Regions from separate parts of the Homo sapiens genome. Here region 2 is linked to region 1. Evidence: chromatin loops called from intact Hi-C (ENCODE). Cell type or tissue: natural killer cell. All regions are shown on one strand. Links, peaks and the distances in the headings refer to the core of each region. The heading gives the core; the rest is flanking DNA. Region 1 overlaps PTPN4 (protein tyrosine phosphatase non-receptor type 4). Region 2 overlaps PTPN4 (protein tyrosine phosphatase non-receptor type 4).

Region 1 (4,407 bases), core at 100-4,099:
TTCTTAAGTCTTTATCTAAGAGACCTTCCTTCTTTGTGTTTCTGGAGTAAAGGGAGTTTTGTGTTCTTGGTTTTTTTCTTCCTCCTTCCAAAAGTGGAAATTGCTTTTTTCCCCTAGTAATATAAGTGATAGCTCATTATGTTTAAAAACTCCAACAGTATCAAAGAGCATAAAGAAAATTTATCATCCCAAGACAACTTTTTAAAAAAATTTTGATACTCATTATTCAGGATTTTTCTATGCATATACTCATAGAGACATTTTTATATATGTGTGTATATTTGTTTCCAAATTGTTTTAAACTATTTGTTGTTTGTTTTTATCATCTAGCATATCGTGCACATTTTCTTTGCTGTTCAAAAATCTAGTCATTTATAATGGCAATAAATCTTTTAACAGTTAAATTCTTTGATTGTAAACTGTAAACTTAACTTTTAGGATTCCTCCCTTTACTGAGCCACGTCCCTGCCTCCAGAGTAGGAGTTGTTGCTAAGACTTTGTAAGGATGTCACAGTAATATGTGACATACAGCTTACATTTAGTAGTCTACTATATGAGGAAATAATAGTTTATTACATTATGAATTAACATTAATAGAAGAGCCATAAATGGTAAGTTAATCTTTATTTTAAAAATCAAATGCATGAGATAATATACTTTATTTTCATTCTGTTGTGACTGATAGGAAAATTTGCACTGCAATATGAGGGGGTTGGACCAAACGGTGTCATGAGTTGTCTTCTAATCAAAAAATCCTATAATTTAAACCTGTGATAATGGAAAATCTTCACACCTAAATTACTTTGAATTCACTTATGGAAAATGAAATGAGTCCATGTATTTTTTAAAAAACGAATAACATTTCTTAAAATATTTTTCTGATTCTTAGTGTTGTAACAGCGTAGCAATATACTTAAAACTTTCCTTTCTTAACAAGTGTCTTCTTTCTGCTTGACTTTTATAAACAGTGTAGAACGTGCGATGTGGTCACTAGTTGTATGCAGCATATCCTCATACGAGTACCAGATCGTAGGCATATTTATGTATTAAGTTAATATCACATACAAATGGTTTCTTTATAAGTGTTAATGTTTTCATGTTTTGATCCTATCAGATTTTAGAAATAAGCAGAGTTATACCTGCATCTTAGTTGTTCATTTTGTGTATTCATTATTAAAATGTATAGTTGTTTAATAGGTTATTTTATAAAACAAATAGCCATGATTCCGTGAATAGTAGAGGTAAAATTTCAATATTATAAGCCTCAGATAACTCTCTTCCTTTTGTTTTTCTGGAATTGTGTGGTTCCTCTGAAATAATAAGGTATCAGCTACAATGAGGTTGTAATAGTACTGGGCTGTTTAATGATCTCTCTTTCTCTGAAAGATAAGCTTTTCTGGGATTGTTTTTCTAATATGTTAGGATCTAATTGTAATGAACAGATATATGTCTACCAAAATTCTCTAATGGTTTTAGTAATTATTAAGTTATTTTATTAAAGTACCAGATAACCTAGAGTTCTTTTTTTTTCTTTGGGTTTTAGTTGGCAATATGAGTAGATAGAAAAGGCTCCTCCTTAAACTTCTCATATAATAATTTTTTAGCAATCATTAAATGTTTTTTCTTTTTTCTGATTATCACCTCTTTGTGTTCGCCTCAGCAGCACATATACTGATTATCACCTCTTCAAATTGCTTTCACATTTTGCAGTTGTCATATAATATATCTAAGAAAAGAGAAAAACAATGTTCTCATACAACAGAAAAATAAGGTGCCCTAGACAGAAAAGAAGCTTACCACATCGCAAACACACTGATGCTGTGTGGTATTTTTTTCTCTGAAATTTCCACACTCAACAGGAAACATAGACAGCAAGCTTGAGTGGGTGGGTCCCTGAGGTTAAAACTGTTAATAAAATAAAATACATGAAGTTTGGTTTTAAGTTCAAAGTGTCCAGCCATGTTTAGTCCATTAACAGCAATAAAGTGTTCTGACGCTTCAGACTAGGTGAGTGTGCTGGAATTTTTTTTCTTCAAATGACTTTTTCCAGCTTTTAGAAAATGAAAGTAGTTGATCTATTGATTACAGTTAGTGAACTTTCATACAGCTTACATTTCGTAGTTTAATATTTGAGGAAATAATAGTTTATTACATTATGAATTAGCATTAATAGAGCCATAAATGTTAATCTTTATTTTAAAAATCAAAGTTTTATGCATGAGGTAATATACTTTATTTTCATTCTGTTGTGACTGATAAGAAAATTTGCACTGCAATATGAGGGAGTTGAACTAAACGGTGTCATGAGTTGTCTTCAAATCAAAAAATCCTATAATTTAAACCTGTGATAATGGGAAATGTTCACACCTAAATTACTTTGAATTCACTTACGGAAAATGAAATCTGAGTCAATGTATCTTTTTTAAAACTAATAACATTCCATGTCTTATAAAATGCCTACAAGATTTTTGATTAAGGAAATGTCATTAGGCCAAACTAAAAAAGTTTTAGCTATGAATTGCTGAAATGACAGGACACTTCTGTGGTGTAGATTCATAAGTAACTTAAATTTTTCGTGGTTTAGTAAAATTAATAGGCTAAAATATTGCCCTGAAAATTTGGATATTCATAAATCATAAAATTCAGGAGGTAGGGAGAGACCTATGGGTCATATTATGCTAATAAATTTATACATTTAGATACAGAAACATAAGAGGTCTGTCTAATAGGAAGCCACATCTAGAATTCAGAGTCCTTATCATTATTTTAATGCTTCCTACTGTACACATAATAACAATTTGTTCAGTTCTCTTTGGTCAGTGTTATTGTGCGTGTTAGTCCGACATTTCTTTTTACACGTTTAACATATTGGAAAGGAAATTCTAGCAGGCAGTGAAACTTCAAACTTCATGAGATCATTATGTATCAGAATTCTAATGTTATTAAGTTTTAATGTAATCAGATGAGTTAATATTGCATTTGCTTTGTGCCTTCCTTGGTAATTGTTTTTTTTTTTTTAGCCATACAGAAGTGTATACATAGTACATGATGAGAGAAAAATATCCCAATGAGCTAAAAAAGCAAGTCCAATACTACCTGCAATTCTTTATCAATATAAGAAAATCTGAAAATAAATCCAAAGTCACACAACAAAGGCCTATGATTCTTATTAACTATAACCAAAAATAGTCTTCATTTTTAAATTTTACTCAAATAGGTATTTCTACCTAAATTTTTATGATCTGATTTTTGTAGGAAGACAACAGGATGTTTCATTTTTTGTAAATTGTGCTGGAATGGAAAATACATATAGTTTTTATATGCTTCAGTTAATTACTGAAATATAAAACTGTTTACAAGATGATTTATTATATACTTTATATATGTAGCTTAAATTATTCGCCTCCACATTAACTCTGCACTTCATAAAGCCAGGCATTTAAAGAAATAACATATATTTTCAGCTAATTTTGTCTATTATCTGAATTTGCATATAAAAAATACTTTATTTGTTAACATTCCTAAAATTCTAAGGGTTTATGATCTCTGCATAGATCAGTATCTTTTGATCTGAATGAATCAATATGAAGATCTTTCTTTCTTTCTTTCTTTTTTTTTTTTTTTTTTTTTTTTTTGAGACAGGGTTTTACTCTTGTCACCCAGGTTGGAATGCAGTGGTGCTATCACAGCTCACTGCAGTCTCAAATTCCTGGACTCAAGTTGATCCTCTGACTTCAGCCTCCCAAGTAGCTTGGACTACAGGCACTTGCCATCATACCCAGCTAATTTATTTTTTGTAGAGACAGAGTCTCCTTATGTTGCCCAAGCTGGTCTTGAATTCCTAAGTTCCAGTGATCCTCCCACCTGGGCCTCCCAAAGTGCTGGGATTGCAGCACTGAGCCACCTCGCGCATCCAAGATCTTTTTTTAAAACATCACTTAGTTTTCATCTTTATCATTAGGATAGCTGATAATATATAGATTGGTAACAAAACATATCCTTTTACTCCCCACCAATAGACAGAATTATTAACCCTCCAAAATGTTTTTGGAAAAAAGGGAAAAATCCACTAACCTACTATATGTAAACAATTTTTTAAGTAGATAAAATGTAATATGCATAATTATTTTTGTTCTGTCTTCATTGAGGCAGAGGATTGGGATTTAGTTATAGAAGCATTCAGGAGATAATGTGCGAGGAGTTATTTAATACATCCCAAGATAAGCTAGTGTTCCAGATACTCTGGAATAGAAGTAGGTAGTATCTGTCTTGTCAGTAACATCTGAGAAAACATTTGGTAGCAAACCCTTCCCTTTTTACCTTTGTCCTTCCTTTTCTTGTTTCTTCTGTTTTTCTCATCCTTCTTATTGTCTATCTTACTCTTCCTAGCCTGTCTTACCTTTATTC
Region 2 (4,407 bases), core at 210-4,209, 67 kb before region 1:
GGAAAGAAACCTAGTCTTAATGTCCCTCATCTGCCAAATTAGCTTGCGCTGGAGTCTTTTGTGCCTCTGTACTTTCCATTATATGAAAAAAAAATGTCCTTAGTGTTTCATCCATAAGTTTGAATTCTGACTGGTACCTGGAAGCTTCTAAACTGCTATAGCTAATGAGAAGAAAAACTAGTGGTAAAATATATTGCTATTCTCTACCATATCCATTTTCTGTTGCTATAACAGAATACCTGAGACTGGGTAATTTATTTTAAAAAGAGGTTTATTGGCTAGGCGCGGTGGCTCACATCTGTAATCCCAGCACTTTGGGAGGCTGAGGCAGGCAGATCACCTGAGGTCAGGAGTTCGAGACTAGCCTGACCAATATGATGAAACTCTGGCTCTACTAAAAATACAAAAATTAGCTGGGCGTGGTGGCATGCACCTATAATGCTGGCTACTCAGGAGGCTGAGACAGGAGAATCGCTTGAACGTGGGAGGCGGAGGTTGCAGTGAGCCAAGATCAGATTGTGCCATTGCACTCTAGCCTGGGCAACAAGAGCGAAACTCCATCTCAAAAAAAAAAAAAAAAGTTTATTTTGGCTGGGAGGTCCGGGATCAGATGGCCACATCTGGTCTGTTCTGAGGGTTGCGTGCTGTCATAACATGACAGAGAAGCAGAAGGGGAAGTGGGTGCATGTAAAAGGGATAGAACTCCAGGGGCAGCCTCACTTTATACCAACCCATTTGTGGTAATTAATCTAGTACTGTGATAGTGAGAACTCACTCGCTCCCTTGAGAATTAACCTTGTCCCTGGAATGTGACATTAATCCTTCTAAATGACCTAATCACCTCTTAAAGGTCCTGTCTCTCAAAATCACCATACCAGGGACCAAATTTTCAACACATGAATTCTAGGGGACAAACTCAAACCATTGCACATATTTTTCTAATATATGTTGTATATAAATGTAACGAGAATAAACTTCTCTAGTGAATTTATTGATAGGTATAGAAGTTTCCTCCAGTATTAGCTTTTGTTTGCTACTTATGTTAAGATGCCAGAGTAGTTGATATTGTTATTGCTTGTTTTGTCAAATTGCTTTCCCAACAGATATCTTTCTACCATGTTAGCAGCAATAAGTATTTCTTGTCTTTATTTTTTATCATTGGATTTTATTTTGGGGGTTGTTTGCCCATGGCATGTCATTATAATTTCCCATTTTCTTTTTTTATTTTAACTGAACATGTTGATCATTTGTCTGTTTTTACTCATAAGTTATATTTTTTATTGGAGGGGGATTATCTAATCATGCCTTTTGTACCACAGTTTAACAGCTTTGGAACTTGGGGAAGTTGTATTTACTCTTTAATGCCTACATGATAGAATTAGTATGAGGTTAAAATGAGATAGTTTTCTAAAGTTCTCTGAGTACTTTGGCAATGAAAATATTAGCAATCCTTTATCAGTTTGCTATAAATAATTGTTACCATCTTCGTTCCCCTTTTATGGCATTATAATACAAAATTATATTTTAAGTAATATTTAGCCAAATATGTCACTTTCCAGTCACAATTTAAATATAAGAATAAAAGGCATAACAAAATGATATAGATATATGCATGAGTTAATGTGGCAATAATATAAACTAAAAAAATATCGTGATAGCCTGAAAGTGAAAAGTATTTTCAATCAAATGTTTCTTTGTATTTTCATATTTATTATATGCTCTTTAAACCAGTTTGCCTAAGGTCAGGTTGTTTTCTAAAAGTGCTGTGTCACATGTGAAGTCTTTTTTCTCAACCAAGTCATTGGTATGAAAACAGTTACCAAGTTAACCCATTTATGCCTAGTGCTCCATTATTGGCTTGCTAAGCTTATGGGAGTTATTTATATCCTACTGCTCAAGGTCATTGCCAAGGCCTGATTTTTCACACAAAAAACGTTTGCTACCTCTGGCATAAATGGGTTAATAGATGAGGACAAAAGTCAACCAGGTTAAAAAATGTGAAGAATGTAACCTATCAAAGTTGATTTCATTCAATTTTTTTTTTTTTTTACAGAAACATGATCAGGGGCAAGTCTTGTTGGATGTCGTCTTCAAGCATCTAGATTTGACTGAGCAGGACTATTTTGGTTTACAGTTGGCTGATGATTCCACAGATAACCCAGTAAGTGTAAGATTTTGTCTTTCATTTTCATTTAGTTTTTCCTCTCAGTTTAGTGTAGAAAGTCCTTTCTGATTTACAGTGTTCACTGATTTGATGAGTTTTTTTTTTACTTGACTTAAATAGAGGTAATTCTTTTGCTTTTGTTCCTCTTTTCTTGACATTTTAATCTTTCAGAAGTTATTAGCTTTAAGGTTTTCATAATTATGTCAGGTAATGTCACTTTCATTAATTATGTGTCTCAGACAACTAAAAAGTAAATCCAATTTATGCCTGTTGACTGAAAGAGAGGAAATTGGGCATAAAGGTTAAAATACCTTCAGATGTATATAAATTAGTCTGCACTAAAGTAAAATTAGTTTTTTATTGTATTTATAGAGAGCTATTTCTAATAAAAATTCTTAATTTATTCAATGTCAAATTTCCAAATTTCATCAGAGACCCTCACAAATAAGATAGAGATTAAATTTCAGAGCTGTACAATTATTTGGCATTAAATTTCTTGGATTTTTACTTATTCTTCAGTAATTGCAATTGTGGTTCTTTTAATTAGATAGATCACATCATAGAAATAGAAGATAGCATGTGATGAATAATAGAAATGTTTACTTTGACAATTAAGTGTTATAAAATGCACTAAAGGATATACCTTACTCTGAACCGAGATAAAGGGTATACAAGCAAATTCTGATTGAATTCTTTGTAAATTTATATGCTTATACAGTGAGGGACTTCTGCAATAAAGTATATTCTTTTGATTAGTGTAAGAGGATCTCCATTTTGAAGGGAATATTTTGTATACTTTTAGAAAGATTAGGAGGCTGAAGAAATGGTTCTGGATTAATGTTTTAGAAATCTGTTTATAAGGCTATATTAATAGAAGGGCTATAGAAAATACAAATAATGTTTATGAGAAAAGTTGGTTTGTTTTTTTCTTCCTCTCTCTCATGGTTGGGATCTTCATTCTCTGAATGAATAGCTAGTGGGAATTATATATCAAACGTTAAATACTACCACTTATTTTTTTGACATCATTTACTGATTTTGTATTACAAACCAGTCATGGAAAAATACGAGGATGACACAAAGAAAAACAAACCAAGGGCCAGCTAGTTTCAGTGAAAATAAATGCTTTTATACTGAACTAAAATTAAAATAAACTTTCCTCATACTTTGATGCCTTCACTAGACCACTTGAGCTTCTTCAGGGGCCTAGAGTTATACTGTTGTTTCCTGATAAATAAACCCATGTAAAAATGGAAGTGAGTAGAAATGTCAGTAATGCAGCCTTTCCCAGGTTGAACCTAAAATAATCAAAAGGGTCAGAATGTAGTTTAAAGAGAGTTTATTCAAGTGCAAAGGTTGAGGACCTCAGCCCAGGATACACTTGCAAGTTGCCTTGGAGAGTGCTCTGGAGAACATAAGAAAGGTTCAAGTTTTTAAAGAATAAAGAGGATCACTCAGGAGAGTGAGTAAGTGCAAAAATTGTTCTTCAGGAATTCTCATTGACTTACAGAAATAACATTGGTTAGCGATTGGCTATACATGGTTGAACTATAGGGTGTATAACATTTTATGGCTACTTGGCTTCAGTCTGCAGCCCACATAGCAAGTAGCTTCAAGAGGTAACTATGTAGCTGAAGGGAGAGTGAGATGTGACTGCTGTTACTTTTTAAATGCCTTTCTTGCCCTGATCATTTAAAGGTGCTCCTATTCCTCAGATATAAGGTTTTTTTCCTTTCTTACCAGAAAGGCAAATTGTGAGCCAAGCAAATACCTGAAAGGTGACTGTTATACCTCATTAAGTATACCTCGTGAAGAGAAAAAATAGATAATTCTTAGCTCTTGCTGACCCTCATAAGTCAGGCCCTGTAGCTGTAGGCTGGCATTAGATTGACGGGGTAAGTGACAAGATGACAAAAGAGGAAGAGACCAGTGACTCACCACTGTAGTCACTACCATAAATATGAAAACAGTCCTTTTCAGGAAGTACTCCAGAAGGATTAATATCGAGATCATGTATACTACAAGAGATAAAAATTCTATCACATAAATTTGTATACAAAAAGACATATCATATACAAAAAGATGTAGGGCTAATTACACCAGAATGAATGTAGGGAAACAGGTATTTGGAGCTAGATTGATCTTTTTGCTGTCTCCTACTTTTTCTTTCTTTGTCTTTCTGTCTTGAGTATTCCTTCTCAAATAAGATACATTCCAAGTTCCAAGAGTCCAGTTGTTTATGA

Evidence for each region. Hi-C counts contacts between places; a loop is a spot of excess contacts. Peaks named below come from ENCODE experiments on the same cell type or tissue, not always from the same donor. Only the 100,000 strongest peaks of a DNase experiment are listed, where the experiment ranks them.
Region 2: it touches region 1 in a loop (3-fold over the local background); 2 of 110 quality-filtered maps call a loop at or near these places.

The regions. Positions count from the first base shown.
Region 1 is chr2:119,927,825-119,932,231 of GRCh38, forward strand. All of the region lies in intron 13 of PTPN4 (protein tyrosine phosphatase non-receptor type 4), which reads left to right. Among named protein-coding and RNA genes, the nearest start is that of EPB41L5, 83 kb to the right of the region's middle. In natural killer cell, for the core only: no CTCF peak of the experiment used is centred there; a DNase peak (open chromatin) is centred at 1,867; H3K4me3 peaks cover 3,095 bases; H3K27ac peaks cover 3,688 bases.
Region 2 is chr2:119,860,483-119,864,889 of GRCh38, forward strand. It overlaps PTPN4 (protein tyrosine phosphatase non-receptor type 4), which reads left to right. Exons shown (of 27, transcript NM_002830.4): 3 at 2,054-2,161. Among named protein-coding and RNA genes, the nearest start is that of PTPN4, 100 kb to the left of the region's middle. RefSeq lists a silencer at 723-772. In natural killer cell, for the core only: no CTCF peak of the experiment used is centred there; a DNase peak (open chromatin) is centred at 2,089; H3K27ac peaks cover 980 bases.